4 separate regions of the Homo sapiens genome follow, and regions 1, 2 and 3 are each linked to region 4. The links are chromatin loops, found by intact Hi-C in ENCODE. Cell type or tissue: gastrocnemius medialis. All regions are shown on one strand.

Evidence for each region. Hi-C counts contacts between places; a loop is a spot of excess contacts. Peaks named below come from ENCODE experiments on the same cell type or tissue, not always from the same donor. Only the 100,000 strongest peaks of a DNase experiment are listed, where the experiment ranks them.
Region 1: a loop joins it to region 4, with 2.6 times the contacts of the local background. A loop is called at or near these places in 10 of 110 quality-filtered maps.
Region 2: a loop joins it to region 4, with 3 times the contacts of the local background. A loop is called at or near these places in 6 of 110 quality-filtered maps.
Region 3: it touches region 4 in a loop (17-fold over the local background); 95 of 110 quality-filtered maps call a loop at or near these places.

The regions. Positions count from the first base shown.
Region 1 is chr2:176,266,147-176,274,146 of GRCh38, forward strand. It overlaps MTX2 (metaxin 2), which reads left to right and starts at 3,296. Exons shown (of 10, transcript NM_006554.5): 1 at 3,296-3,523. The coding sequence starts at 3,484. RefSeq lists enhancers at 2,937-3,564, 3,565-4,190 and a silencer at 3,143-3,232. In gastrocnemius medialis, CTCF peaks have their summits at 3,519 (motif pointing right) and 3,737; DNase peaks (open chromatin) are centred at 3,275 and 3,535; H3K4me3 peaks cover 2,084 bases; H3K27ac peaks cover 1,390 bases.
Region 2 is chr2:176,811,813-176,819,812 of GRCh38, forward strand. No RefSeq gene overlaps it. Among named protein-coding and RNA genes, the nearest start is that of LINC01117, 180 kb to the left of the region's middle. In gastrocnemius medialis, a CTCF peak has its summit at 3,158 (motif pointing left); no DNase peak of the experiment used is centred here.
Region 3 is chr2:176,137,504-176,145,503 of GRCh38, forward strand. It overlaps LOC401021 (a long non-coding RNA gene), which reads left to right. Exons shown (of 2, transcript NR_148241.1): 2 at 1,494-2,888. Among named protein-coding and RNA genes, the nearest start is that of HOXD-AS2, 4.4 kb to the left of the region's middle. In gastrocnemius medialis, CTCF peaks have their summits at 3,147 (motif pointing right) and 3,347; DNase peaks (open chromatin) are centred at 2,338, 2,768, 3,138 and 3,416; H3K4me3 peaks cover 3,228 bases; H3K27ac peaks cover 3,593 bases; H3K27me3 peaks cover 1,280 bases.
Region 4 is chr2:176,550,541-176,558,540 of GRCh38, forward strand. No RefSeq gene overlaps it. Among named protein-coding and RNA genes, the nearest start is that of MIR1246, 47 kb to the right of the region's middle. RefSeq lists an enhancer at 3,941-4,235 and a silencer at 5,321-5,615. In gastrocnemius medialis, a CTCF peak has its summit at 4,111 (motif pointing left); DNase peaks (open chromatin) are centred at 3,301 and 4,031; H3K4me3 peaks cover 1,412 bases; H3K27ac peaks cover 1,138 bases.

The DNA of each region.
Region 1 (8,000 bases), 280 kb before region 4:
GCTTGTTTTCTTGTATTTCCCTCAATTGTGGTGATCTTAAACAGATCTTCAGTTTTAAATCTGCCGTTCGTTCTAATACAGATGCGTAAATATATTTTCTCCAGTTGGCTATTTATTACAAAGACAGTTTATTTGTGGGCACCATAAAGACATCTGCATTTTACTGAACTTAATTTTTAGTAATAAAGACCTCCCACATTACAGATTCTTTCCAGCCTAAATGTGCCTGTGTGGGAAGCAAAAGAACCATCAGTCAGGGGGAAAAAGTGAATCCATATGGTGCTGATGATTCTGCTTCCCTGGCTAAAATGAAGAAAGAGTTGAGTATCGACAATGCCCCCGGCACATCTCTGTTTTTTTCTAAAAAGCATGCTGCTATGGCTTGAATATTTGTGTCCCTCAACAACTCATATGTTGAAACTCAATTGCCACTATGGTAGTATTAAGAAGAGGTGGGGAATTTAGGAGGTAATTAGGTCAAGAGGGCTCTGCCCTTATGTATGGGATTAGTGTCCTTATAAAAGAGGCCCAAGGGAGTTTATTTGCCCCTTTTGCCCTTCTGCCATGTGAGGACATGTACAAGGTGCTATCTGTGAGAACTGGGACCCCCAAGACACTGAATCTGCTGGTGCCTTGATCATGGACTTTCCAACCTCCGAAAGTCAGGGCAGTATATTTCTGTTTATAAATTATCCAGACTAAGATATTTTGTTATAGCAGCCCTAATGGACTAAGGCACTTGCCATAATAAAGATGATTGGTGTCAGTCCCAAACCAGTACCTTCCAGCCAGCTCAGTTCATGCATGTATCATGCATCAAGCCATGGGTACTTAACTTAAATTTTAAGGGCACATTCTACTTTGCCTCTAATCTTGCTCTGTTTCTCTTGCATCTGTGTCCAGTCTCTGGCTCTTTCCAGTCTCTTCCACTTTGGGGCTCACTTCTACCCTTTGGATATGTTTGATTTTGGTTTCCCCAGTTGAATCTTCATTACTCTCTAGGGACTTTGGCTCAAGTTCTCACACAGGCCCTATGATATGGAGAAATCTTAAACTTCAAATCTGTCAAAAAGTAGTCAAAATATTGTGTCTTCAGCTTTATAAAAATGACAAACCAAAATTAATAATAGAACTTAAAGTGATGATATGTCTTCTTCATTATTACAGTTATACATAATTCTCCACTGTGAGGAGAACAGACAGGGCCTGAAAGCTTTTCTTTTGATTGATAACAAAGTATCTGGAACAGCTCATTTCTCTTGGTCAATAATACCTATGGGATGAGGAGGAAATTGGATCTCATGTATTCTTTACTATCAGTGTTACCTCTCTCTGCACAAACAAGAAAAACCTATTAATATTATCTTCCCTGTATTTCTACTATTCACAGCTGCTTGTCAACTCTGAATTTCAGCTATAGAGAAGACACTACTTCCTAAGACGCTGCTGTGTTTATGTCAATGTAAATTATTGGGTAAATTTAAATGCTGTTTAAGAAGCTTCCTTTTGCTGAGGGAGATGAAAATATGACTTAACCTTAAAAAAATTATGGGGCTGGGCACAGTGGCTCACGCCTGTAATTCCAGCACTTTGTGAAGCCAAGGCGGGCGGATCATGAGGTCAGGAGTTCGAGACCAGCCTGGCCAACATGGTGAAACCCGGTCTCTACTAAAAATACAAAAATTAGCCGGGCATGGTGGCACGCACCTGTAATCTCAGCTATTTGGGAGGCCAAGGCAGGAGAATCGCTTGAACCTGGAAGGTGGAGGTTGCAGTGGGCCGAGATCACGCCACTGCACTCCAGCCTAGGTGACAGAGCAAGACTCCATCTCAAAAAAAAAAAAAAAAAAAAAGAAAAGAAAAGAAAAGAAATCATGTTAAGATGAGGTCCTGCTGGATTAGGGTGGGGGTCCCTAACACAATGACTGGTGTTATTTCTCAAGAAGAGAGAAATTTGAACACATTGACACACAGGGGGAATGCCGTGTGATGTGGTGGCAGAGATTGGAGTGATGTATCTACAAGCCAAAGTACATGGAAGATTGCCGGCAACCCCCTTCTCTGGAGCCTTGCAAGACAGCATGGCCCTGCTGACACCTTGATTTCAGACTTCTAGCCTCCAGAATTGTGAGAATGAATTTCTGTTGTTTAGCCAACCAGTTTGTGGTAATCTGGCAGCTCTAGGAAACCAACCACGCTAGTTAAGGAGGCAGAATGAACAGTAATAGAGATCTACGGATATAAAGAATGGAAATATAGCTTTCTAAATGTCATGGACAGTAATTCTTAGAATACAGGTTTCCTCTGCAAAAACCTAGTAAGCTGTCTGACTTTTTGATTTACTGTGTGATTTAAAATGAGTTACCTCACCTCTCTGAACTTGTTTCTCATCAGTGAAGGGGGCTTTGGGTTACCAGCTCTGAAGCCTGTCCCACTTGTAATACCACCAATCTGTAATGCATATGATTTTTCTTTAATTGTGTAATTTAAGAAGCTATTAGGTTAAGACAAAGTTACTCAGGGAATTTAGTTTCTCCTCTTCCTGCCCCGTTCACCCCCGAAAGGTGAGAAGTGTGTGAAACTAAAGTATCTTATTCTCCAAGCTGAGCATCATTTCGGGTGTATGGAGTTGAAGGACAAATTACCTTCTGGCTTAGGCGCTGCTCAAGCCTCCTTTCTGCCAAGCATGTTTGAATAAACAACAACAACAAAAAACACTAATGTCTATCCACGGACTAATCAACCCAGCAATATAATGGAATAGAGGGAATTCATGCAGCCTTGAATCTGGTCCTTGGAGGACTGCCTGGGCAGGCAGTTTAAACTCCTTAAGCCTATATTCTTATCCGTAAAATGGCGATAATATTATTACTTTAATGGGTTGTTGAGAAGACGAAGTCAAATAGAATATATGTGTATATATATGTATATATGTGTATATATGTACATGTGTACATATATACGTGTATATATTATATATGTGTGTATGTGTGTGTGTATATATGTATATATGTGTGTGTAGATATAGGTATATAAGTGCCTGGTATCCAGTGGGCGTTTACAAATGTTACTCGGTTACAAAATTCTGGCTTACAGAAAGGACGCTAAAAATCTCCCAGATTCCCCTGCCAGTCCCCTGGGTGGGAGACGAGTCGGGTACTTCGCTTCCACCTGCGGGCCCCCAGCGCAGAGCCTGGAATTGGCTGGACGGAGCTAGCCGCGCCGGCGCCCCGTAGGACGGCGCGGGGGCGGGGCCGGCGGAAGCGCTCGAGTGCCGTTGTCGGCTGCGCCGGAAGTCCCTAGCCAGGCCTGGCGGTAACCTTGGGGGCCTCACTGCAGCCGCCGCTGCTGTTGGAGTGGGCTTTGCGAGTCTGAACGTTGGCGGGGCTAGGCTCGTTAACTGCCGAGAGCCTCCGGGTTTGCGGTGGAGGACGCTGAGGCCCGTGGGGGGCAGGCACCCGGGCGCCGGGCCTCCCAGCCGACATGTCTCTAGTGGCGGAAGCCTTCGTCTCCCAGATTGCAGGTAGCGCGGCTGGCCGCAGACCCAGAAGGTGGCGGCGCGGTCTCGGGGAGCCGCGTGGGGTACAGGGCTGGAGCTTTCCTCCAGCCTTGCGGCATTATACGCTGAACCCGGCCCGGATGGTGGAGGCGGGCACGGACTACCAACCTTATCTCACATATGGGAAAACTGAGAAGGAGACACTTGGCCAAGGTCACCCCGCAGGAGCAGGAGTCCCGTCTCCTTCCCTTGGGCGGTACTTTGTCCCACCTCCCCATTCAGTTGGGAGGTGCTGGAGTATGAGGGGGAGGCCTTGGATTGGGATTGAGGTGGGGGGCGTTACCACAGGGGCAAGCATCTGAACGCTTCAGTCTAAGAGTGGTGGCAGTTTCTGGGTCTTGGTACTCAAAAAGTTTAAGGTGACTGTCACTAATCAGTTGTTACCTATTGTTGAGGGAACACCAGACTTCTTGCTTCGTCTCCCAGCGACACAGTAGTGCCATTTGCTAAGACTCTAGGAGTTATTTATTTATTTATTTGTTGAGACGGAGTTTCTCTTTTGTCACCGAGGCTGGAGTGCAGTGGCACAACCTGGGCTCACTGCAACCTCCGCTTCCCGGGTTCAAGCGATTCTCCTGCCTTAGCCTCCCGAGTAGTTGGGATTACAGGCGCCCGCCACCACGCCCGCGCGGATTCATGGAAAATTTTTAAATCTGCATGTACTTTAAAGAAATACTTTTGAGTCGGTGGACTGAACATGACTGATGTATATAGGTTTGTAATTTCTCTTATTGAGGTTTTTATTTATTGTAATGAAAGAAATTAAATATTGTTGAGAAAGTGAGGAGACTAAACATAGGTACTTTGAGATAGAGGCTAATGGAATTAGTCATAACTCCCTAGCAGTGTTTTCAACATGAGTACAGTAATGAAGACAGTCACCACAATAAATAGGTACATTTGAAGTAATAAGATAGTATTTTGGAAATGGGAAGTACAGAATGTGTCATAAAATTTGCCGGAATGTTTTTCACTGCTTTGCGTTTGTGTGAACGTACATTTCTTTTTTTTCCTTCTTCACTTAAAAACATTATTTTTTAGAGGAGAGAAGCTCCTACTAGATTGCAAGCTTCCTGAAAGTAGGGATCAAACTTGTTTTGTTCCCCATTGTATCCATAGTCAGTTGGTGCTCAATAAATATTTGCGACCCAAATCAATGACTAATCTTGAGATTTCAAGCAATGATTATTTCTGCTTTTACCATTTATGTTGAAACAAAATCAGGCTTATATAGTTAGATCAGCGATTTAATTTAGTTTGCTACTATGTTGAAAAAAAAAACTTCACAGTGTATGTTGAGTGGTTCACTGTGTGCATGTGTCCTAATATGTGATTTCTTTTAATGAGAAAATGATGAATGTCTTTTAATAAACTTTGGATACTGCTTTAAGTAGTGACGTTTAAAAATTTCTAGGCATTTTGTCTGTCTGCCGTCTTAGCTATTTGTAGTGATCTGTTACTCTAGGAGGAAGCATTTAAAAATGGATAATTCAATAAATGGTGTTGGAACAACTACTAAGTCATTACACCACATGAATAAATTCCAGATTGATTAAAGATCTAAATATAAAACAACAAAATTGTAATAAAATAATTAGAGGAAAACATAGATTATTTTAATAATCCTTGGATAGCAGAAGAGGCCTAAGCAAAACTTAAGAATTCATAATCCATAAGAGAAGAAATTGGCAGATTTGATTGCCGAAAAAATTTTAAAACTTTGATAAAAGACATCTCAAGTTAGTACAAATAAGAAGACAAACCAACAGAATCAAGGACAAAGGATTGGAACAGGCATTTCACAAAAGGGTGAAATATAGATGGACAGTGAACAGATGAAAAGATGTTCTCTGTCCCTAATAATGTATAGCATCCTCCCACCCCTGCCATCAGATGGACAAAAGTGAATATGATTTCTAGTACTAATAGGGCATGGGGAAAAGTTACTCTCAAACTATTGGGTCTGTAAGTTAGTATTACTTTTTGGGAACGTAATGTAGCAATATTTATTAAAATGACATTCTCTGGCCTGAAAATTCTACTTATGGGGGTTTATCTGATAGAAATGTAAAGACCAGTACTTAAAGAAATACACAATGATATTAATTGCAGCATTATTTGTAATAGCGAAAAACTAGAAATGTTTTAAATATATGTCAAATTATTGTACACCAATCCACCAATTCCACTTCTGGGCATGTATCCAAAGGAATTGAAATTGTCTAAGAGGTATGTGCAGTCCCATGTTCATTGCAGCAGTATTCACAATAGCCAAGATATGGAAGCAACCCAGGTGTTTATCAGTGGATGAATGGATAAAGAAAATGTATATAAGATACAATGGAATACTATTCAGCCTTAAAAAAGAAGGAAACCCTATCATTTGTGATAAAATGGATGGATCTGGAGGACATTATGCTAAATGAAATAAGCTAGACATAGAAAGACAAGTAGTGATCTAAAATCTAATCTTTTTGGGGAAATCTAAGAAAGTTGATCTCCTAGAAACAGAATAGAAAGGTGGTTACCAGAGGCTGAGGGGGACAGAGGTGAGAGATGGGGAAGAGGAATGGAGAAGAGATGTTGATCAAAGGGAACAAAGTTTGTTAGACTAGAAGAAAAAGTTTTAGTGATCTATTGCACTGCAAGGTGACCACAGTTAATAATAATGTATTATATATTTCAAAATTGCTAAAGGCTTAGATTTATAATTTTCTTACAAAAATTTAAGTTGGTGCGGTGATGGATATATTAATTACCTTGATTTATTCTTTCTATTCTTTGATTTATTTAGTTCAAAATATCACGTTGTACCTCCTAAATGTACAGTTATTATTTGTCAAAAACATTTATACAAAAATTATGGTATGGTCACATTTTTACAGATCCAAAAATGAAGAAGTATATCTGTTAAATACGTTGTCTTGAAAGCTATGGTTATATTAAGTAAAAAGTTATAAAATAATATCTATTTTGTATGAACTCATGAAATCTATATAAACATACATATGTTTATATATGTTAAGAATATTCAACTAATTGTAACTAGCGATTGGGATAATAAAGATAGATTGTTGGTAGAGGGTGGAGGAACTATATTTCTGAATTGTTTGAATTACTATAGTGAGCATAGTTTACTTTTGTAATTTAAATGATTGTAATTGTTAAAATTTATAAGATTATGTTTTGCCAAGAAGTGAAAACAGGAGGCTGCCTTAATCTGTTTTGTGTTGCTATAACAGAATACCACAGACTAGGTAAGTTACAAAGAAAAAAAATTCAAGTCTCACATTTTGGGAGGCAACGAACTCCAGCTTCAAGGTGCCGGTATCTGATGCGAGCCTTTGTGCTGCATTATCCTGTGGCAGAAGGTGGAAAGGCCAGGGAGGGCAAGAGCCAGGGACTGAGAGGGCTGAACTTGCTTTTACAACAACCTACTCTTGGGATAAAGAGATGAATCCATTCATGAGGGTGGAGCCCTCATGATCTAGTCATCTCTTAACAATCCCACCTGTTAATACTGTCAGAATGGTAATTCCATTTCAGCATGAGTTGTGAAGGGGATATTCAGACTATAGCAGTGGTTAAAGTAATAATTTATCGGAAACCCTGTGTTTGACTTGTAAATGACTTATAAATGTGACTCAAATCCAGCAACTATTCACAGTGTTCTGTTTCTGGTAGTACAGGTTGGAGTTATGTATCTATATAGATCTGTTATAACTTAAGTAATTATGAATCTGTTTTTGTAGTTGAGAGCTCTAATTTTTAGTGTATCCAACACTTTGCTTATTACCTTTCCTTCCTGTGGACATGAGCTAACACTGATTATTTCTTTTGGAAACATTTAAAGATATCTGGCATCTCTCTGTGGTATTCTTGAAGTGACTTCTTTGAGATCCTTATTCATAAGGATATCTTTTTAGAAGTCTTCTCTGAACTCCCCAGTTTAAGTGAACTGCTTCTATCTCCTTACTACCAGTATTTCCCTTGCCAACTTTTCTCAGTTATCGTTCCTAAATAGGACTTATTCTGTCCATTTCTACTGCTGTTACCTTAGTTCAAAGCTTTGTCATTTTTTGCTTAGATAACCATAGTAGTCTCTGAATTGATTTCTCTGCTTCCAGTCTGGCTTCCTTCCAGTAGAGTCCATACACTGCAAGCCTCAGTGGGTTTTTTGTTTGTTTTGTTTTATTTTAATTTTCCTTAAAAAAAAAAAAACCTCCTCTTGTTTTAACATTTTGTTGGTTTCTCATTGTCAGTAGGACAGCCTCATGTCTTGTCACTTCTTTCCTTGCCCCTTGCCTGAGATGTGCACTTTGCTTGAATAACTCCTGTTCATCCTTTAAGACTCTGGGCACCGTTTTAACCATTTAATGTAAGTCTACCTGACATTTTTTTCCTGTCAAATGAGAAAGGTTTGTTGTCTAGTTTTTTTTTC
Region 2 (8,000 bases), 260 kb after region 4:
ATAGCCTAGGTAAAGTATTTCTTTTCTCTCCAAGTGCATGTCATTGAAAAATTTACCACGAGATTCCTAAAACCTGGGTCTTATGCTACAGTGCACTCCTAGAGTGCAAACAAAGGTAATGATTTAGAAAATCTCTCGGTGATGTGGATGAGAATGAGTGTTAGAGCAATCCCTAGGCAGCAGAAAAAGACTCCAGTGCTTACATAGTCCTAGTGTGCACACATGGCTTCTGCTGTAATTCTTTTTTGTTAAAACTTACCTGGCTTTGCGCACGACCTCAAATGTGGTGAATTCTAGATAACACCTAATATTTATTCATGCCATTGTCAAGAGCATCTTTGCAGTTCTTGCCAAGGTCTGTCGTCGAATATGTTTATCCAGCTGCATGGCAAAAACGTAATACACAGTCATCATTTTACTCAGTCACCTACTCAATATTTTCTTCTATAATTAAGTTAACTCATAAATATCACACTTTTAATGCGAGAGAGCCATGGTTCATCCAGCCAGTTGAATAGTTGTTTGTCCATTATCTAATGTTGCCGGGCACTCAGTCATTTCATTATGGAGTTTGAAATAATGAAAATCATTGCATTTACTTAACATGCACAGTAAACAGACCAGGATCCTTCCAAGAGCTCCTTTATTATGCAGTGCAAGGCCATAGAGGAAATTTTGTAAGAAGCACAAAGAACTGTGGGGGCTGTGTTGGAAATGATTTTGGTGTATACAAGCAAATCTGCTCTAATTGTCTAAAGCCAAGGACAGAAATGCTGGCTCGATTTGCAGCTGGCACAATTTCTGGCTCAAGCAAGTAGAGTTGCAAATAAATACACAGATCTTGATCTTGCTTATACCCGATTCACTACCAGCTGTGCCCATGACCCCTCTAGGCTATTTCTATGTACTATGGCATTTTTGAGACCCCTTCCTCTAAATATCCAAACGCAGTCTGGTTTTTTAAAGCAACCTACGGCAGGTCTTACACATTCATCTCCATAGTATAAAGATTAAAGCTTGAGGACAAGAATCTGCCTTTGCCCTCCAATGCCAGCCCTAGTGACAATAGCATAATATGCATCCACGTGGTTACCCAGCCCTAGAGACAAGGGACATATTCCATAGGATCATAGTGAAATCACCTTCTGAATGGAGTATTTATAGCTGGCACTGCCGGGCAGTTATCTTGTCTAGAATTATATCCAAATTTTGCTCAATCATTCTGGGAATAGCCTTGGTTAGCAATTGCTCATAATGTCAATGCTTTTGGAAACTTTTTACTGTCATTTTATTGTTTTTATTTCAAAAATAAAACTTAAAGGAGCTTGAAAAGTAGATTTTTAGATGATCACACACAGGCCTGATTTCAGTAGTTTCAGTTCTGTGCGTTTTACTTTATATGCACCCACTGAAATTAGCCAAAATTAATCCATATTTGAACAAAGACTATGGATACAAATGAGCCCTAACTTCCAAGACTACTCAGTGAAGTACACTAGCTGAAGCGTTTCGAATGCATTGGCCCTGGGAGGCGAGGAAGTTATAGCAAACAACATATGGGCTCTAAAATCTGGAACTATCCAAGACAGAACAAGAAAGCTATTTTCACTTTCCTTGTTCCATTTTTTTCCTCCAGAAGATGAATGATTTCTAATCACATTTTACTCTCATCTTTAGAGCTGGATCCTGAAAGAACCAGGTTGGTTTAAAACAGCTAGTGAGTTTGCAGCCCTGTCTTATGATTACCTCATGCATTTGTGTCATCTGCTTTCCTTGTTGTGTGAAAACACACTGAGGAAATGTGTAAGTCCACTGAATTGTTCCAACTCTTTTATTCACCTTTCAGCATGCTAGTTCCTTCCCTTGGCATTGATATCATGCATTTGTCAAAGATAGACTGTCACTTTAGGGCCTCTATTATGTGCAAGAATTGGCAGCAAATTTTACCACTGGGATTTGCTTATATCCTCTGTATGTTATTGTACTTCTTTGGCATTCAGTAAATTCCGTGCACCCACTTCTTTGATGTGCATTCCAGCCCCTAAATGTGGAAACAATGACTAAAATTTTGGATCAAAGCATCCCATAGATGGCAAGCAACACAGCTCTCTGATAATTCACTAGAACAGAGAGCATCTCCCCTCCCCCACTAAATCTAGGCCAATAGTCCTTCAAGAACAGCTCTGGCTTCCCCAGAGCTGCAAGGGCATGTGAGGAAGTTGAAGAAAACGACTCCAGGGTTTTAGTAAAAGGAAAGAAACTAAACTGGATAGCTCTTTGGAAGCTCCTGGCCATTTCTAACTATAGGGAAAGCAAACCATTGTTCAAATTCCTTCACCACATTATTTTTCCTGGTCCTGCTCTAACTAGCACTTGAACTGGGCCAGCCTTTTTTCAGCTTGGAAAAAGACCTATTTTCTCTATCACGTCAGCCTCACAAAATGGCCCAGATTTTTTTTTAAATGAATCTTTAAAAGGAGAGTTAAAAGGCCCATGAATTGAGGATTTTTTTTTTACTAATTGAAAAATCACAGAACTACCAAAATCTGAACTGGTAACTTTTGCAAACTGGAATTAGCTGTCTGGAACACACTTTCAATGTTTGCTTTTGCTTTACTCCTGGAATGCCTGTGCAAATAATTACTTGATTCAATTTACTTCACAGGTCAACTTTGACTCATAAAAGTAGTAAAGCAGGTAACCTCCCAGGGATGCTGGGAAGACAGATGAGCAAATAGATATAAAATTGTTGTAAGTAATTAGCAGGGGTTGGGGGTATTTTATAAATCGAGCTTATTTTATGGTTATGTTTTCACTTCACACCATTTAGTGTCCAAAATGTGCTCATTATAATTAATACACAATGTTGAGAACTATTATAGAAGTACCATATTCCTTTTAAATATAGTGAAGAAAATAATTGTGTTTGAGGAATCTCATCCTGTGTAAATTAGAATTCCCAGTAAAGTGGCATAATTGAAAATTGGGCTGACTGCATGGAATGGGGAAGAGAGTCATTTTAGCACGATAGTGCATGTTCCATCAAAAGGTAGTGCACCAAGGTGGCGACTGACAGCTCTTAAAATAAGTTTCAGATTCTCTCTCTAGATAGGAAGTTTTTAACTGCCTGATATATGCAATAGTGACATCCAGTGGTTGTAGAGATAATTACAAGTGTATCTCATTTTAAAATATAAAATGTTTTATATTATAATCAAATATTCTGTGTTGTCCAATATTGTCTATATTTTTTATTTGGCAATATGCAAGTCAATAATTCAAACTATATACCAAGTAAAGCAAAATGCACTCTGTTTATCTACTAAGCAAATTCCTAAGTCCTATTATTATCTTCTTGTCTTTTAATTTTACTAAAATTACAGTAAGTCTACTCTCCAAGGGTCTCTCTGGCCCTCCTAAGCACACCTGGATGTTTTTACAGGCATAAATGGGATGGTGTGCATACTACACACACAGCAAAAGTGGGAACTGCATTTTACCAGTAAATACTGGAGAAAAGGCATCTGTGATCCTGAACATGTTCATTGCTGCAGAATTGCTCTAAGAAGTTCATTAAGATGTTTTCTAAGTCATTGAAGAGAAATAAGGATTCAGAAAGAAGAAAGGAAAATAAAATGAAAGAAAGGGAAAAGGAGGGAAAAAGGAAGGAAAGGAGGAAGAAGGGAGGGAGGGAAGGAAAGAAGGAAGGAGGGAAGAAAAAAGGAAGAAGGGAGGGAAAGGAAGGAGAGAAGAAAGATGACTATACATTGATCTTTATTAAGGTTTGACAATGGAGATATTAGCCTCCAAAAGAAATTTTTGTTTGTTGTTTGTTTTTTTCGATGGAGTCTTGCTGTGTCACCAGGCTGGAGTGCGTGGAGTGCAGTGGCATGATCTCAGCTCATTGCAACCTCTGCCTTGTGGGTTCAGGGGATTCGCCTGCCTCAGCCTCACAAGTAGCTGGGACTAGACACCCAGCTAATTCTTTTGTATTTTTAGTAGAGACGGGTTTCACCATGTTGACCAGGATGGTCACGATCTCTTGACCTCATGATCTGCCCGCTATGGCCTCCCAAAGTGCTGGGATTACAGGTGTGAGCCACCGCGCCTGGCCAAGAAATTATCGTTTTAAAATGCACTTCAACTGCCAGGAAATTAACTAAGGCAAAGATAAAATTTTTTCACTTAAAAAAAAATCCTCCTGGCACACCTGTAGTCCCAGCTACTCAGGAAGCTGAGGCAGGAGGATCAACCACTTGAGCCCAGAACTTCAAGGCTGCAGTGAGATGTGATCACTCCACTGCACTCCAGCATGGACAACAGAGTGAAACCCTTTCTCAAAAAATAAAAATAAAACATTGAAAACAACTGCTACTACCACAAAGTACCTAGAACAGAACCACTTACAGGAACATGCTTCAAAAGCATCTCTCTCCTCCATGATGAGGAGGAAATTTAACAGAAGCCTGTGATGTCATATTGGCTTGTATGTCAATGCTGAGCACACCAGGTGACAGCACACCAACTTCCCAGAAGCCACACTAGATAGACTGTCATCTGTGTCAGGCTGTTCCTCAACCTTAGAATCCCTAACTGTTGGAGGTTTTCTTCCCTCAATCACCTGCCTTTTTGAAGCTGGAAACCATCATTCTCAGCAAACTAACACAGGACCAGAAAATCAAGAACCACATGTTCTCACTCATAAGTGGGAGTTGAACAATGAGAACACATGGACACAGGGAGGGGAACATCACACACCGGGGCCTGTTGGGGGGATGGGGGGCTAGGAGAGGGATAGCATTAGGAGAAATACCTAATGTAGGTGATAGGTTGATGGGTGCAACAAACCACCATGGCACGTGTACACCTGTGTAACAAAACCACACATTCTGCACATGTACCCCAGAACTTAAAGTTAAATAAATAAATAAATAAATAAACATTCTCAGAATGGGAAGAACTTAGAGGCGCCCTCTTCCATTTCTTGCTTGCTGGAGGAGAAGAAAAAATCAAACAAAACAAATAAAACAATTAAAACATCAACTCCAATAGAAGGTACTAAAATCGATATGTAACTCCATAAACACACACACACACACACACACACACACACACAGAAAATGTGTTGGATTGGTAGAGCATGTGTGCATGAGGCCTGTTATTTGCATTAAGCAAAGAGCCCTAGGACAAAGAGAAAGGAATAGCCTCCTTTCACTCTGAGAAATGATACCCATTTGTGTCAGTGAGAGTTAGGGGAGAGGTGCATTGAGACAGAGCAGGTGAGTCGGCAGCCTTTAAGCAGGTTGGTTTGCTTTAACAAGGGCTTTGAACTGCAAGCTGGCTTATGCAGATACTGAAGTCAAATACCGCCCTCCTACACACTGCTCTCAGAGTACCTTCCCTCGGAGATTGCTCTGGCTTCTTGCTTCTCTTAGTCATTTTCACAGCACGACTTCATTGGGATATATGGAAGATTAGCATGCCCGGGTCTCACCTCTCCCTTTAATTCTGCAGGAGTCTGGCTGGGCTAGCTTTTATCTTGTGCTCCCTGGAACCCTGACTGGATGATTTCTGAAGTCGAGCTGGAGCCCATCTAGAGGGAAGGTGAAACTTCTCCTCAGCATGCAGGGCCTCCTGCACCCACACTGCCACAGCCACCGCATTACCAGCTCCTGCCAGTCTGAGGAGCAAGAGGCTGGCATGAAGAATCAGTTCCATTCTTTCCTCCCTAAATTTAGAAAAAGCCTGTTTTGCAAAGCTTTCTTCAGTGTTTCAAGACAAAAAAAAAAAAATTAAGCAGTTGCACAACATGCATATCTTCTCCTGGCCTGCAGCTCCAGGTATAGTTTTACTATGGTATATAATCTAATAATCCATTTAATTTCTTTAGAGAGATGTTATATATACAGGTGGCATTTGGATGGAATCACATGCCATAAACCTGTCTGCTCCTATCCAGGTTCAGAATACAGAAGAAGAATCTGTTTTACAGGCCTTCTAGAATTTTTACATGGTCAGTTGGCTGGTTTTTGTATTCTGGAACATATGAGAGCATCTGCAGGGAAAAATATATATAAATCCTATAAAATGGTGGCAGGATTTCTGATTTACTGATAGTGCTGGTTTGAATTTTCACAAAAATATTTAGCTACAGGACAATGTATTAGGCGTATTCTTAAAGGTAAATAACTGCAGCCAATAAAAGTTCGGCCTATAAAGGGTCCCATCTTCTACTAGTTTTCTGCACCGAGAATTACTACCAGTATAATCATGGCTCCCTGCACACTAATATTTCCTCTGATACAGTATGATCAATGTTGTGGAAAAACATTTATTATATTTCTTCTAGCTACTTAAAGGCATTACTGAATTATGGGCATCACAAAACGAATCCACTGTGCATTTTTTCTTTATGTGACGTTTTTACAATCTTCATTTTCTGCTTTGCAGCCACTGAGCTATAGAGATCCACACTTCATCCCTCTTACAACTGCCACTGGGGCCACCCTCTCCTTTCTGCTTTATTACGTCTGAAATGCACTTCATATGATAACATTCCTTTTCATTCTGTACTGGACTCTCATTTGAAAGGAAGAAGTTATGAAAGAAATTAAACAATCAGTGTCGTTAATAACAGTTCTTAATCTCCTTACTTAACAAAGGTTATGAAAAAAGGACAAGGGGAGGAGATGGTAACAAACAAAGGTAACATAACAAAGATGGTAACATAACAAAGGTTATGAGAAAAGGACAAGGGGAGGAGATGGTATTTTACAGATCATTCCAGAAGAGCTGATGAACTCTGAATGGGTGTGGGTTTTTCAGTTTTGACATTTAACGATTTTATTAACATCTTTGCTTCTTATGCACCTTAAATCCACAGGATATGCAGCTGGGAGCGAGTGTCCAGCCAACAGCCCGTGTCTCAGGCCCTGCCAGGGGATGAATCAATTAGCAAGAGAAGCAATGATGCAAATGCTCCGGGGTCACTTGGGATGCTGTTTGCCTTTTTGATAGAGAAAGCACACCATAAATAACATCACACCTCAGGAAATCATTCCAGGAGGCCCCGATGCTGGCAGGGCTGCTGCCAGGGACGGAAGGAATCGTTTGCTCATTGTGTGTATTTCCCCCAGCTCAGTCAATGGGAGATTTGTAGTAAAATCAAAGTATTTAAAAGGAGGACAGTATGTGGTAACAGAGGCATGTTTAGCAATTTTTTTAGTACCAGAACCTGTGATTTATGACCCAGAGTTACAGCCAACTTTATTACAAAAATGACTTCACCCATAATAACCTTATTCAGGGCCCTCTGATGAATGATGTAGTATCCAACAGCATTATAATCTAGTAAATATTCAAACACAATTCCCGCCTCCGCCTCATTTCCAACCAACCCCTCAGAAGCAGGCTTCCCCCTTTACCTGCTGGGAGAAGTGGGGTCCTGGGTAAGGCTTTGTGCTCTGTCTGTGGGAGTTTGCCTGGATCAGGCATTTATACTAAGCCAGGACAGAAAGTGACCTCCTGGGGTCTCAGTCATATCTTGTCCAACCTTGTCCCCTGAGGAGTAATGAGCAGAAGACACCCACTCACCCTTCATTTCCTCTCTGTGCTGAAACTTATTTCCTCCCTGCATTCCCCCACTCCTCCAGAGCTCAGATCCCCACCACCTGAAAGGAGCTCCAGTAAGCTCCCTGACATTTTTAATTGCCATGGTAACTGAGGGCTGCACTAAAACCGCCAGGGCTGGGTGTCCAAGCAGGGTCCCCTGGGCGTACCGGGATCTAGAAACTAGCCCTCCATCTTATTAAACTCCGGTGTCAGTTCCTAGCAATTGTTTTAAATTTACACCCTCAGAGTGGCTTAGTGGGATTACATGTCCATTTGCATTAAAACAGTTTTCTGTCATTAAACTGCCATACAATAAGCTTCCTTGGGACAAATTAATGAGCTCTAAATATCATCAAGTAGAAGTTCACTTCAAGACAGGCAACAAGGAG
Region 3 (8,000 bases), 410 kb before region 4:
TTAGTGACTGATGCTGGTTAATTTCTAGGGTTGATGGTTTATTGGGCCTTGTGTTGTATGAGATGGAATTTTAAATATTTTTAAATGTTTCTCTAGTTCTTAGAGAAATTTTTAAGCAACTCAAGATAGGCTCTTCCCGCATATGATAATCCGTCAGGTGAATTTGGATTCTTTTATATCACAAAATGAATCCATGTTTTGGGAGGTAATGGTATCAGAATATATGGTGCAGGTCTTGGTAAAAACCCAATAGATCTTTGAGAAATACAAGACATCTCTGTGTTGAAACATCGTGTGTTTCTTATTTGCCAGAGTAGGAAAAGAGTAGATCTTTTTGCTCTCTAAATGTATTGATGGGTTGTGTTTTTTTTCCCACCTGCTAATAAATATTACATTGCAACATTCTTCCCTCAACTTCAAAACTGCTGAACTGAAACAATATGCATAAAAGAAAATCCTTTGCAGAAGAAAAAAAGCTATTTTCTCCCACTGATTTTGAATGGCACTTGCGGATGCAGTTCGCAAATCCTATTGCCTATTCCCTCATGAACATTGTGAAATGAAACCTTTGGACAGTCTGCCGCATTGCGCATGAGACTGCCTGCGCAAGGCAAGGGTATGGTTCCCAAAGCACCCAGTGGTAAATCCTAACTTATTATTCCCTTAAAATTCCAATGTAACAACGTGGGCCATAAAAGAGTTTCTGAACAAAACATGTCATCTTTGTGGAAAGGTGTTTTTCGTAATTAATGATGGAATCATGCTCATTTCAAAATGGAGGTCCACGATTTGTGGCCAGCTGATGCCTGCAAATTATCCTGGATCACTAACTCTGATCACTTACAAATAAGAAACTTGAGTGATTGTTATTTTATTTGGAGTGTTTGTATTTTGTAATTATTTCTCTACTACAGTACAATGACCTTTGAGGTCATTCTTTGATCGGGGTAAAAAACATTCCCCATTGAAAAGCAGGCACCTGGATAGTGGCTTCTAGGCCCTGCCAGGTAGATTCGGAGCAGGAAGAGTCCCTAGGTCGGATGGTACCCGGGTGGGTGTGGGGGTGTGGCCCTGATGGCCAAGCTCTATGTTCAGAGCTTCAGTGCTTTTCCCTGGTTCTGTAGCACAGCGCGCTTGAGTGACTAAAAACCTGGGTTGGGTGCAGGTCCGATTACGCAGCAGAGGTTGATGTCATGGGCAGATTTGGAAGACTTGAGGGGTTCTTTGTAAGCCCCGTGGTAGCATTAATTCTTATTGGAACGAAATGGTCGATTGCATCTAAGGGAAATAATCCACAAATCACAGGAACTCTCGGGCCATTAGTCCACAAGAAAACTAGTTCGTGCTGTTGCCACTACCGGAAATAACCCCATTGTTTCTGTTAACCTAACCAAAAAATGAAACGAAATTTTAAAACGCTGGGACCCTGAGAGCTGAGAAGCCCAGAAGTATAACTCCCAGTGTCCTTGGCCCAAACCTCTGTTCTCTCATAGATCAGGGAGCCGATAGCATGTCCGGGCCTTGGTGACGACGGGTCAGGCCATGAACTGGGCTTGAGATCTCTGGCGAGGACCAGGAGAAAGACGAAGCTCGAAATTATAAATGTGGCCAAGCACGAGAGCTGAAAACAAAGCGTATTTTCCCGTCAGATGTTTCTACAAATAAATTTCGCCAGAGTTCTGTTTTCTGAATCAGAGAGGCAAGGGAAATCGAACAAAGACAGTATTTCACCCTGGGCTGGCAGGCAGCTGTTAGAGGTATTTACGGCCTTGCCGCAGTGCGGCGGCCAGGCAGCCGGGTAGGGTATGCGGGGGCACCGGAAGCTGGGGAGAAGCCATGAAGAACTCAGAATTTCAACTTAAATTCAATTTAGGGTCACGTTTTCGGAAATGGCGTGAACAGATGCCCTCTTTCTAGGGACTGGTCCTTTAGACTTGATAGTTTTGCAGAATGAGGGAGAAGTTGTGCTCTCTGGATGTAGGATGGTTTTCCCCGCCTTGAAGAACGACTCAAAGGGAAGCGGTGCCCAAGATGTGACATTTCTGATCCACATAACAACCTTCAGAGTGTTCATTGGCAACGAGGAGATGCTGCTTGTTCGGCGGAATAGGGTTTGCAAATCAGAAAGGACAGTTGAAGCTTTTAATACATGTTTTCCTGAAAAAGAAAAGTGTGTTTCCTGCTTCTTGAGATGAGGTTCCCAAGCTCCTCTGCATCCAGGCGTAGAAGCAGTGCGCGGTACCTTATCCGCACTGCGCGGTGCAAGCCGGCCGCACAGCTCACGGTCCCGCAGCGCCCGCCACACACCCGCGCCAGAGGTCCAGCGCATGTGCAGTGAAATGGCCTAGCCCGGGAATTCGATCGGCAAAGCACGGGTGTGGGGGCGGGGGGGTGGGGGGGGGCGAGTGGACTCGAGCAGGAAGATACACCCGATCTTTCCATTCTCCCTCCGTCAAGGCTCGCTACTCATCTTGCCTTTATCTCAGCCTTCCCTGTATAGCTGAACAGTTCTACCTTTGGCTACATTTCCAATCATTATGACTTATCACCTCACCCCAGTTTAAATCTGTACGCTAGACATAGGCTGAAAATACGAGACGAGGGCCAAAGGAAACACTCTTCTTTCCAGTTTATATATATATATAGCATATATTTGCCCCTCGGGGAAGGCTGTAGATTTTTTTTTTTCAGCCTGCTGCTACTACTTTGGGAAAAGGCCTTTTCTCCTGGCGCCTGTTCAAACCGCCACACTTCAGGCCAATCCTTCGGCCTGACCATTCCCGGATCTTGTTATGCCAGCACAGCACATTCGAGGGCTCTGGGGGGCAGCAGCTCGGCGAAGAGCAGTCAAATAAATAAATAAATAAACAAATAAATGAACGGACATATAAGGGCTTTTCCCGCCTGGGTTCGCTTAAATAATGGGGGACAAGCGCCTCTGGGCCACGAGCTTGTTGTTTGTCCTGGGATGGGGGGTAGGGGATGAGAGGTGGCCTCAGGTCCCTCTTGCTCCTTCCAGCCGCCCCAGGGGACACTGTAGAACCAGCCTCTGGTGCGGGGAGACCTCCGCCTGCCGGAGGAAGTCCCAGCCTCAGGTTTCCGGGGCTGGTGGTCTCCCTGCTCTGCTGTCTGGCGCCTCGTCCAGGAGGAGGCGCTGTAGGACAAGCGTCTCGCCGGCTGCGGCGGGCCGGGGAGGGCGGGAGCGGAGGGATCGGTACCCGCTCCTCCCTTCCCGCGCACTCTACCTCCGCGCGCCAAGTGTGTGGGGCCTCGAACAAGGGTCGACGGTGCTGCGCCCCGTCCCCCAAGGGGTTCCTTTCCCCAGACTGGCAGTGGAAGCAGCTCCGAGGCCTGGGAGCCTAGGGCCGTTCCGGGTTGGCGGGCCACCTCGCTTTCTCCGCGCTCCCGGAGGGGGCGCGATTTCCTCGTGCTGCGCTTGTAGGAGCAGCAACTTGAATCCTGTGTGGGGCAAGCTGGGCCCAATCCGCGGATCCCAACCAGCCCCTCCCGCTGGGCCGTGGGTCTCGTCATTTACCTTGCCCAGGATTCCTGGTACCCAGAATGGACAGCCTTGAAAAGCACATCCTTTAGTGCCTCCTCCAACAGGCTGATGGGCCTTGCCCTTGCTCACTTAGAACAGGACCTGGGTCCTGGGACTCCCTGGAGACTCAGAGCTTGGGTAAATCCCATTTGCTCTGCAGCTCAAGAGAACTAGCCAGATGCGCATGTCTACTCCACACCACCCAACCACTCTTCTATCACCACTTCGCTCATTTCAGGCCTTTTGTGGGCTCCACTGGGCACTCCTCGCACCAGGTTCAAGAGCCAGCGACACCTTACTTAAATAATGCTCTGACCCAATCCCACTGATCCTCCGTTATCTCTTGGCAATGCAGTCTTTTGTCCCCCTCTCCCCACCGCCTTCTCTAGGGTAATGATTCTCAGTGAAGACCTGCATCAAATCTCTTGTTTATAATGCAGGTTTCTGGGTCCTATCCCAGACCTACTGAATCAGAATATCCAGATATGGTACCCAGAGACCTGCATTTTGTAAACACTCCTCCGCCCAGGGCACTTGGGCTGCATACTTATGTTTGAGAACCACTGGTCAATTATCTCTCCTGCTCCTTTTATGATCCTTTGTTCTCCAAAGATCAAGTTCCCTCTAACCCTACAACTAAGCATCCCCCAGAGCTCTTAGGGTTCCATCCAGGGTTGTGGTTTTTAAGGTCACCACCCTATAGACTGAATACTTACATTTTAGGGAAGAGGCCGTGGATCCCTTAACTTTTGGCTTACAGATTTCAAAGACAGCAGGTTGTGGGTTCAGACTGCCATGGTACCACTTACCTATTGCGTGACCTTAGGCGAGTACTGCAACTCTCTAGACCTGTTAATTTCTTTGAAAAGGAGGGATAAGAGTACCTTCAAGGGTTGCTATGAGAATTTTTACTTACTTGCAATTCTATATGTCAGGCACTATTCTAACTGCTTTATGTACCTTTAACTCACTGGTTAAGTACTTAAACCAGTGTTTTGCCACATACCAAGTATTCAATACATACATGTTTCTTATTATCCCCCTTTTGCTGAGTAATCAGGCCTAGACTTTTAGAGCAAAAGACCCCTGGTTCACTCACCAAATTTTTGAATTCTATGGAGGAGAAGACAGGCTTGAACACACAGGAAGTAGCAGACTCAGGAGAACATAGTTCCGTGACTTAACCTATTGCTGTTGTGGGCCACATAGTCCTGGCCCATTGGGTCTCAGTGTCTGGCACCTAAATGTATCAGGGTTACACCAGGCAGAAAGTGGCCCTAACTCCTCAGTGGGCAGGTATCAGGTAGGGGAGGCCTCACATTCACACAGGCACATCTTCGACTCCCACAGATGGCTTCAGGTCTTTCCTGAGAGCAGGCCCATTTATCCAGCTCCTGCAATCACCTTCTCCATCACCACCCTGTCCTGTCAGTCACACCCACTGGGCTGGTTGTTCCTCTTGTTATTCTATAGCCCCAGGGCAAGGACCCTCCTTAGTCTTTTAAAATCTAGGGCAGGGTAGGAAAGCAAAAGACCAACAACAGCCAAGGAAGCCGAGGAGCCCCACCTCCACTCCCCCCAACCCTTCTCACCCCTTTAACTGCTTGTGCCCCAGGATCTGGGTTCCAGGGCAGCAGCTGAGCCTCTGCCCCCAACATGTGTGGGGGTTGTAGCCAGAAAGGGTATTTTTATAACTCTTCATAAAAGATGTACGGAATTTAAAAGAATTGGAAGGGTCAATGGAGAATTGAGGGATAAGTCCTCACCCTTAGTTCTGGGTCCATGACTTCTGGCTACAGACTTTTTTCATGAGAGACTTAGTAGCTCTTGGCCAAGCTGCTTTGCTTGGCTTAACCAGGAAGTCCTCCTGGGTCAGATTTTCCCTCAAAACGTACAGTTTCTTCTGCTACCAACCTTGTCAGGCAGTGTTCTGCCTACAGCCTAGGGCAGCACCTCCTGTTCCAACAAATCTTGGTTCTCCTAGTACTTAGGTAGCCACCTTAGCCTCTTCTGCCCTTCTTGGGACCACTGGAGCCTTATTTCTAGCCTCCGCTCTGCTCTCAAACATCTTGCTCCAAGCCCCCTCCCCTTTTGTTTTGGTCTCTTCTCTCACTATTGGCCTTTTTGTCTGGGGTCACCTCTGCCTCCCTGGGTCCTCAAGCCAGAGCTCCAATGAGTGACTCCACTGGGGCAGAGGGAAGTGGGCAGGGAGAGAAATGTTTCTGTTTTGGTGATAGAGTATAGTGCCAGGAATATAGAGTTATGTTTCTCTCATGCTGGGGACTCCCTGTTCAGTCCTTCTCTGGCTATACCCCCAGACTACGTCCTTAAGTACCAGCCCTGGGCAGTCTTCTTTCTCCACCTGCCCCGGCCAGGTATTCAAAGCCCCACCTATCTCTTCTGGTTGTACAAACATTTAGTTTAAGAGGAAAGCTCCACCCCCCTTTAGGCAAAAGGCCTCTTAAGAGCCAAAATGAGAATATTCTTTCCTGGAGCCACCTAGCAGGGGCCCTTAGGGTGGGCAGAGGGCTGACTTTCATTACTTTTGGAGTAGAGCTGCTTCCTCCCGGGACCCCTTCACTCTCTCCTCCTTCCTGCGAGCTACTTTGGCTCCCAGGGTTTGGAGGAGCCCTACAAGGTGCCCTATCTCATGGGAGCTTCCTAGGCTCTTTTTAGCCACATGGGGAAGGACAGTACCTACAGTCCCACTTTACCTATAAATTAATTCCTTCTAGGTTTTTAAGAAGGCTCAACTTGTCTTTCCCCACTGCCTCTTCCATTATCACCACAACCATTGCAAGTTCTTGGGAAACTCCCCAACAAACTGGCACATGCTAGCTCTGCTCTTTCCACCACTCAGCTTCTCTCCCCCATTTCACCCTTTCTTTCATCTACAGAAGACCAGGAGGAGGGGAGGAGAAAAGGAATAGGGGAAGGAGGAGACAAAAGAAGATTATGAGAAGGTGGACCCTTACTCTCTCTTTAATCACTTTGCCTCGCTTTCCTAAGATCAGGACATAAATGATGTCTGCCTCAATATATTCCTTTCGTCTCTCCTTTTCTTTACTCACAGCTACTTTTCCGTTATTGTCTAAATATACAGAGTAGGCTATGTAATTTTATCTTTTTGTGTAGGCCACAATAAAGGTTGCAAGCATGTCTCAGTCACCATGCTTCATCACCGTTTGTTCAAAGAATGTCTACCTAGCCCTAACTGGGTACCCATCACTGTTTCAAACACTATTTCTCCTCAGTCTTATCTTCTCGTTACCCCATTCTCATAAAAAGCTCATCACAATTGCCTGGAAACTAATATGTACTATGATTAATTTCTTTCTTTCTTGGTTTTTTTTTTTTTTTTTTTTTGAGACAGATCCTAGCTCTGTCGCCCAAGCTGGAGTGCAGTGGTGCGATCTCGGCTCACTGCAACATCTGCCTCCTGGGTTCAAGCGATTCTCCTGCCTCAGCCTCCTGAGTAGCTGGGATTACAGGCACCCGCCACCACACCCGGCTAATTTTTGTATTTTTAGTAGAGATGGGGTTTCACCATGTTGGTCAGGCTGGTCTCAAACTCCTGACCTTGTGATCTGCCTGTCTTGGCCTCCCAAAGTGCCGGGGTTACAGGAAAATAAAGAAAGCTCTTCTCAACCCCTCAAACTATTATTATTATTTTACAGCTGCTCATCTAGTGCTAACCAGAATCAGAAACATGTTTTGAAGAGTTTATCCATTTTTAAAAACAGATGCCATCAACCATAAAAGAAAAATATCTTCCTACATGGCTAATGAAACAAAAAAAGGAGAAATGGATGCCTTACAATCCAGGCTAATAGCCCCCTGCTTTCTAGCTAATGACAGTGAAATCAGGAAATGGGTTTGAAAATGCATGTAGAATGGGTGGAAATTGGGATGCAAAGAGATCTTTGTATGAAGGGATCTCTTTTATGGGCTTGATGGGTCTTTCTGATGGGAACAGTTGCAACTGAATTTGATTTAGAAATCATATGTGTGTGTGCTCTACAAATCTCCACAGAACATCCATTATTTTCATCAGAATAGTCAAAACCACACGTTTTTACACTGTTTGGTGGCAACTCTGGTGGGCTATTGAAGGGTGCTGGGGGGTCAATTCTCTTTTTATTTATGCTCCTTGGTGGGAGCTGAGGGCATCTTTCCCTCTCTCTTACCCCCACCCCAGCCTCCCCCAAGCAGAGAATGCCACATTTTCCTAGAGAGCAGCTTCAGGCCCAAGCTCTTTCCTTGGCTTTCTCAGCAGGACAGCGGCAGTGTACTACTCTCTCTTCCTCTCTTAGGCTCTCTCCCTGGTGGGGGCAGCAGTGTGGGTGTGGGGGTAGTGCTCCTAAAACTCCCACCCAGTTTTGAGCCCCCAAAGTTCCTGAGCCTTAATCACTGTGCTTGGAGACACCATGGGAGTGGGGACATCTGACTTCCTAGGCTT
Region 4 (8,000 bases):
TGTCCTTCCCCCTTTGCTCTCACTCCACTCACTTATTTCAGTTCTTTCCACATGATCATCCTCTTTCCTGCCATGGGACCTTTGCAAATACTGTTTCCTCTCTCTAGAACTTTCTGTCCTTTTCATCATCTGGCTAATTGTTCACTCACTTCTAAGGCTCCGGTTAAGTGTTATTTCCTTGGCCCCTCAAACTAAACTGAATCCTGTCATGCTCTTACAAATTTACCCGTTGATTTGTCAGCTTCACTTGTTTTACCTGATAAATATATAGTCATTTTTACAATTGTTTAATATCTGTCATCTCAACCAAAGTATGAGTTCCAAGAGGACAGGGACTGCATCTGAACCAACACAAGTGTGGACTGGCACTTGGTAATGTCTTTGATGGAGGAGGAGCTCAGGCTGCCGTAACAAATTACCATAGACCGGGCAGCTTAAACAACAGGAATTTTTCTCACAATTCTAGAGGCTGGAAATTCCATATTAAAATCCAGCAGGGTCAGTTTCTAGAGGGCTCTCTTCCTAGCTTTCAAACAGCCACCTTCTTGCTATATTCTCATATGGCCTTTCCTTGGTACATGTGTGTGGAAAAAGAGAGAAAGATCTCTCCCTCTTCTTTAGGACACCACTTCTATCATATTAGGGGCCCATTATGACTTCATATAACCTTAATTACCTCTTAAAAGCCCTATCTCCAAATACAGTCACATTGGGGGTTAAGGCTTCAACCTATGAACTGGGGATGGGGGACACATTTCAGTCCATAGCAGAGTCCAATAATATTTCTTAAAAATATGAATATAAAGCACAATCACTAATGAAAAATGACTTGCCTTACATTGACAGTTGTCTATTGTAGTTGGGTTTCATGAATACGGAAGAATTAATTTATTGAAACTTTGTATTCAATCATAATTATCTTAATAAACATTTTGTGTTTATTTTTAATTTTTCCTTTTCTGTCATCATTTCCCAGGTAATAGTGTGGTGTTGGCATCTGGATATGTATGTGGCAAAATAAAAGAGAAAACGTTTTTCAAAAGTTTATCAGAATTTAGGGGAAGTTTGAAAGTTAAGTTTCTTTGGCCACTTGAAGACAGTTTAATTCTAAAGTCCTTTTAATTCTGGTTGTGAACCTTACTTCCTCGTTGTGATGGCTAATTTTATGTGTCAACTTGACTGGGTTAAGGGGTGCCTGGGTAGCTGGTAAAACATTATTTCTGGGTATGTCTGTGAGAGTGTTTCCAGAAGAGATTAGCATTTGAATCAGTAGACTGAGCAAAGAAGATTCACCCTTACCAATATGCGCTGGCATTGTCCCATCTCTTGAGGGCCCAGATAGAAGAAAAAGATGGAGGAAGGATGAATTCCCTCTCTCTCTTTGAGCTGAAACATCCATCTTCTCCTGCCCTTGGACATCAAACTCCTGGTTATGGGGCCTTCAAACTCACACAAGTGCCTCCCATTCCCCATCCCTCAGTGACATCTTAGGACTCAGAATTAATTACAGCACTGGCTTTCCTTGTTTTCCAGCTTGCAGATGGCATATCACGGGTCTTCTGGGTCTGCATAATTTCATGAGCCAATTCCCATCATATATATATATATACACACACTATACATATATCCTACTGGTTTTGTTTCTCTAGAAAGCCCTACCTAATGCACTAGGCAAATCATTGGTAGGGAAATAATCCTGGCTCATTGGAAGTGCAACAGGAATGATAAGTCTGACAGATCATCCCATTGTTCATGCTTAGTGTCTATCCTAAAAGAAATACAATAAGAACCTCCACAAAAACTTTGACTGTACTTTGATACTCGCATTTATTTTCCAGAGTGAATACTTCCTCTGGGTTTATTTCCAGAGGCTGCTTCTTTTTGGGGGGAGGGGGAGGGGCGGTGCAGGTGTAGGGGTAAAGGACATCTACTAATTGTGGCTTCATTCCAACTAAAGAAATTCCTCACATCTATTAATGACAAACTGCAATACTGTTGCTGGACTAGAAAATTATCTGTTAGAGTCAGTACAGCTACCAGGGTTATTAAGGAGCACATTTGTTTTTTTTCCCCCTGAGTCAGTGCCCAAAAGACATTTTATGTAGCCTCAGCTATTTTGAGTACAGTTACACAACTGGCTTGAACTTATTTTGGCAAAATCTTAGTGTGTGTGTCATGGGCAATAAAAAATTCCTGGAAAATATGTGTTTTCATACAAAGTACCATTACTTACACTTTCTGGAAATTAATTTCGTGTAAATCACAATGAATGTTTGATCTATAGTCTCATATAGCTAGTTGACTCTGACCAGAGACTAAGTGGCTATATGAAGAGAAGTTGGTCCAGAGAGATGTCTCAAGGGCTTGCCTGAGGTAGTAGTTGAAGCTGTGAGCCACAAAAGGCATGCCTGTCAAGGGCTGGCCTCACAGCCTAGTTTGCATTCCATCTTTTGGTGTAGTACTTTGTCAGAATGTAGCAAGTAGAGAAATTCTGTTGTGCATACATTTTATGGCTCTCAGTGGTTAGGATCTGAACTTGGTAGACATTTCACAGGGCACAAGATGGTAAAAGATCCATAAGGAGAGCCTGGGTGGTAAGGGTCAGAGCTCTGAGTTCTAGACCTATGTTTGCTGCTGAGTGACTTGGAGGTAGTCTGCCGCTTACAGGCTCTGCGACCGTGGGCAAGCCATTTGACCTCCTCTCTCTCTCTCCATTTTCTCATCTCTAATAGGAATAATATGAGTGCCTGCTTTGTAGCGTTGTTTGAAGATTAAATGAGTTGATGCACAGAAAACACTGAGGATAATACCTGACGTGTAGTTGGCACTCGATGTTCGTTGCTTACCTCTTTTTCTGTTTTTTATTTTTTTAATTTATTACATGATTATCCCACTAACTTGCCTCCAATGATTGTGGTTAAGTATAAACTACTAATCCTGCCCTGAGAAATGTCTCATTTGATGAGACAATGGTTAGAAATGGTCATTTGATGCAATAGTTTATAACATAAGTGAGCAAGGAACTATTTTCAAATATGAAAACTTTTGGGCCATGTATTTCAACTCCTTCCTCCATTTTTTAAAATTCTCCTCTAGATGCTTACAAGGGGGTTAGTACCCCTTGTTTAGGCTCTCTCCTCAAAACTCCCTTCCACTCCAACTCCCTAGTTTTCTTTAACTTTCTCCCCCTTAGGAAAGTGAAAGAATAAGAGCTCCAGCTAGAGACGCTTGATTGAAATAGCACGGGCACACGGCAGCCTCCTCTGCAGGGCTTTGCCAGCGAGCCCCGCCCCGCCTGCAGATCCTGGGTATGCTACTGGGTACGGGAACCGACCCCTGACCGTGAGGCTCGGCATCGGGCCCTGGCTGTTCTGAAGATAAGGACGATCTCCCTCCGGGGTCCAGGCAGCACTGCCCGTCTTGCTATCCTTGGAGTCTGTGCCAAGTACATCAGGAAAATCTCTTTTTCATTGTTTGATTTTCCACGGGCTTTGAAAACGTTCCCATTTCATACAGCCAAGTCCAGAATTAAATTGGACTTCACTGATCTTTGCTGACAAAAAATTCCCATTCCACTTCCTGAGGCTCTTCCGCCTGGATTTGTTTATTGGCCTCATAGATGATGTTTCTGACGTGCGCCCAGAGCTCCTCACTCAGAGCCCCTTCACACACGAGCTGACCCTGCACACTGCTTTGTGATATAAATTATTCATCTGATTTCTTCAGCACTAGGCAGGCATGGCCGAGGAGAGCCTCGCTTTCCCAACGTGGAGTCATTGACGTTTTTCTGTTTTCCCGCGAGGTGGTTAGGGAATGATTAAAATGGACTTGAAGAGTCAATTTCTGTTGGGATTGTGGCTCGGCAGTCAGCAATCTGCTAGGGTGGTCTGAGGGCCAGTCATTACGGAAACACTGCCAAAGCTGTGTCTTCATACTTCTCTCTTTCCTTCCTACCACCCTGCCGTACCTAGAGAGGGAGAATGGCAATGATGTGAGCATTTTATGTTTAAAAACAACAGCAACAACAAACTCAACCCCCCAAATCCCCTGAGCTTGCTTTCAATTCCCCTCCCCCTCCTTATCGCCCACGCCACCATCAACAGTGACACCTAGTGGTCAAATATAAATTAGTCCCTTTATTCTGAATTGACTAGCTTTCTACAGAAAATAAAATTTCCTGTAGAAGCAAATAAAGACTGAGCTTTACTCCTTCCATGAACATAGAGAAAGATGGATTATTCATAATGAGAAGCTAAAATATATTACTTGGGAGAAGAGGCAAGTGCATTTTTTTTCTTAAGAACATATTGGAGCTTTGTATCTTAAAAAATAGTTTCTATAGACGAGTGCTTGGTTTTCCTTTCTTTAATGATGGCCACTTTAATTTTATTATAATTTTAAAAGTTAACAGCTGTTCATCAATGTTTTAAGTTTCAACACCTATAATTGTTATGTTTAAAGTATTTAAAAATGTATGATAGTACAAATCAGTCATTTGCATAATCCGTCTCAAATTCTTGGAACCACATTTACTGGCAAAAAATGGTTTCCACTTTAGTGATGTAGTCTCCAGAAACAGGTGAAAATTTTTATTTTAAGAATTTTTTTTTCGGTAAGTGAGGAAGCAAAAACATTTATATTTTTAATGAAATCTTTTAGTGGTTAAAAAAGAAAAACCTTGAATCTTCTTTTAATTTTTAAATAATTATAGAGTCACAAGAAATTACAAAATAGTACAGAAAAGCCCTGTGTACCCTTCACCCAGTTTCCCACAATGGTAACATCTTACATAACTGTGATACAACGTCAAAACCAGGAAATTGACATTGGTACAATTTGTGGAATTTATGTAGATTTCACCCGTTTACTTGTATGCATTTGTATGTGTGCATAGTTCTATGCAATTTATCACGTGTAGATGCATGAACCACCACTACAAACAAGGTAAAAAATTGGTTCATCGCCACAAAGATACCTTCTGCTACCCCTTTATAATATTGAAATATATGCTTGAGCCCAGGCACCTTGTCTGCGGCAGAAAGAAGGCATGTATATGTCATCATCGTCACACACATTTACTGAACTCTATGGGTCTGCCTTGTGTTAATTGCTTATGCAGTAGATACTACTTATTTTTTTAACAACTACATTAATTTAAAAGGACAACAGGGGAGAATTAATAAAAGAAGAATGATAACTCATCTAATGTCTTGCCCTTTAACACAGTGGTCCCCAACCTTTTTGGCACCAGGGATTGGTTTCATGGAAAACAATTCTTCCATGGATGGGGGAGATGGTTTGGGATGAAACTGTTTCACCTCAGATCATCAGGCATTATTAGTTAGATTCTCACAGGAGCGCACAACCTAGATCCCTCGCATGCGCAGTTCACAATAGGGTTCGCGCTCCTGTGAGAATCCAATGCCGCTGCAGATCTGACAGGAGGCGGAGCTCAGGTGGTAAAGCTCACTTACCTGCCGCTCACCTCCTGCTGTGCGGTCTACTTCCTAACGGGACGGTCCGCAGCTCCGAGGCTGGGGACCCCTGCTCTAACACACCAGATAGAGTTTTTTCCAACTCTGTTTTGTATTTGATACAGATTTAAATCAACAAATATTATTGGGCACTGAGCTGGGTGATGAAGGAATTACAGGTGCTGACAAAGTGCACTGCTCAGCACCAATCCTCAGATCTCAAGGTCCGGTCTTCTTCTGGGAACCTCAGACAGCCAAGGCCAGGCTCACTCTCTAGAGTCCCAAGGACAGGACCAGTTCCAGTTGAGAGGCTTGGCACAAGTCACTTCCGCTCTTTTCAACCCTCCTTGCTAGGTTTTTCTTAGACAATTTACTTCTTCAATACTTGAATATCTGAAAAGTCACACCATATTGGGTAATACAGATTATCAATGTGATTTGAATTAGCTACTCCGAAGTAAGGAAAACTGAAAGGCAGTTTAATGATTGTTTTCATCTGTCCAAGCAGGCAATCTGACAGGAGGAGATACCTAGAAGAACATTGGACTGGGAGTCAGAGATGTGCCCTAGTGTTGACTTTGGCACGAACTCACTTGTGATATGATGTGAACTTTGAGTGTCTTAGGTTTCCCATATGAAGAAAAAGAGGCTCAGCAGATGGCCAAGTCCTTTTCAGTGTTATCTTTATAAAGCAAGTGTTAAAAAGTTTCTTTATGGTATCAGCTTCTAAATATTGGGTAGGTGATAAAAGTTAATTAGAAATGCTCCACATGACTTAAAATAGACTTCTGTCTCAAAATGAATGCTTTAGAACTATGTATTCTTATAAATGTGCCCTGTAAGGTCTACATAAGACTTTCCTCTGGAAGTCACTCTCAATCTTGAACGTCTAATGAAATGTATTTATTAGTAAATGATGTGCTAATACATGGTATCATTCTAATGCAACGTGTCTGTTGAGCAGAAATCTCACTCGTGAGGAAATTGTGATGCTAAATTCCTGATGTAAATATGTCTCTTTCCAGCTGTGTGATCTTGGCAAGTCAGTTGGCCTTCTTGGGTCTTATGTGTCCTCCTAAGTTTGCTATCTAAATACAGAAATTTTCTTAGATATCATTCAGGAAATTTCTAGAGAAAACTGAAAATACAGGAAAACACTTTGTAGTCAAGGGCAAGTGAGACACTACGCCAATAGTATATATGTATATATTAGGAAAAAACCTTCAGATATATGGTTTGTTCTACATGCAAAAGAGAAATAGTCTTTCACAACTTTGAAATGGTGGTTCTCCCTCACATAGGATCTCAGGGCCATTGTTCACTGGGTAAGGCTCTACTCAGCCTACCCTGGTCCCTTCACAGGAAAGCCTGCATTGATTACCCACTGGCTATGCTGCACAGCCAGCTGTGGTCCCCGCTTCCTCCACCTCACTTCCAGGCTCCCGATAGAGAGGAGTCCCAGGCATTCCCGCCTGAGCCATACCTCCTGTCAGATCTGTGGCAGCATTAGATTCTCATAGGAGCACGAACCCTGTTGTGAACTGCACATGGGAGGGATATAGGTTGCAAGCTTTTTGTGAGAATCTAACTAATGCCCGATGACCTGAGGTGGAACCGTTTCATCCCAAAACCATCCCCCCAACATCTGTGGAAAAATTGGCTTCCAGGAAACCAGTCCCTGGTGCCAAAAAGGCTGGGGACTGCTGCTGTACAGGTCTCCATGATGTCCTGAGGTGCATAATTTGAAATAATTATTTCAATGTGCTAAATCTACTAAAATTTAGCACTTACTTTTAAGTAGTAATACTGGCAGTACCCTACTTTTGGACATAATGCATTTCCAAAAACGTGCTTGAAATTTAAGTGTGTAAAGATGGAATAAAAGACTCCATGTTTTAAGAATGGGGAATGTCCATTTCCAGAGTTAAACATTTTAATTGATTCTATGATTAGTTCATTCAGTCAGTCAATATATGTTAAATGAGCACATGCTATGTGCCAGGTACTATGCTAGGTATTGGGGAAATTGCAGGGAACAAAACATGTAAAAACCCCTGCCTTCATGGACTTACTTACATTCTGGGGATGAATGGAGGAAACAGAAATAGACAAAATAAAAGAGAAGTGTGTTTAGGCTCTGCACAATGGCTCATGGGACCTGTAATCCCAATGCTTTGGGAGGCTAAGGCAGGAGGACCCCTTGAGGTCAGGAGTTCCAGACTCCATCTCTATAATTTTTTTTTTTTTTTTTTTTTTTGTAATTAGCCAGGTGTGGTGGCGCTCGCCTGTAGTCCCAGCTACTCAGTAAGCTGAAGCGTGAGGATCATTTGAGCCCAGGAGTTCGAGGCTGCAGTGAGCTGTGATTGTGCCACTGTACCTCAGCCTGGGTGACAGAGAAAGACCTTGTCCAAAAAAAAAAAAAAAAAAAGACAAAGAGATGGGAATTTTCTTTATTAAGAGGCAATACATGAGAGAAAATAAGCATGGGGGAATAGGGTGTGTGTGTGTGTGTGTGTGCACATGAAG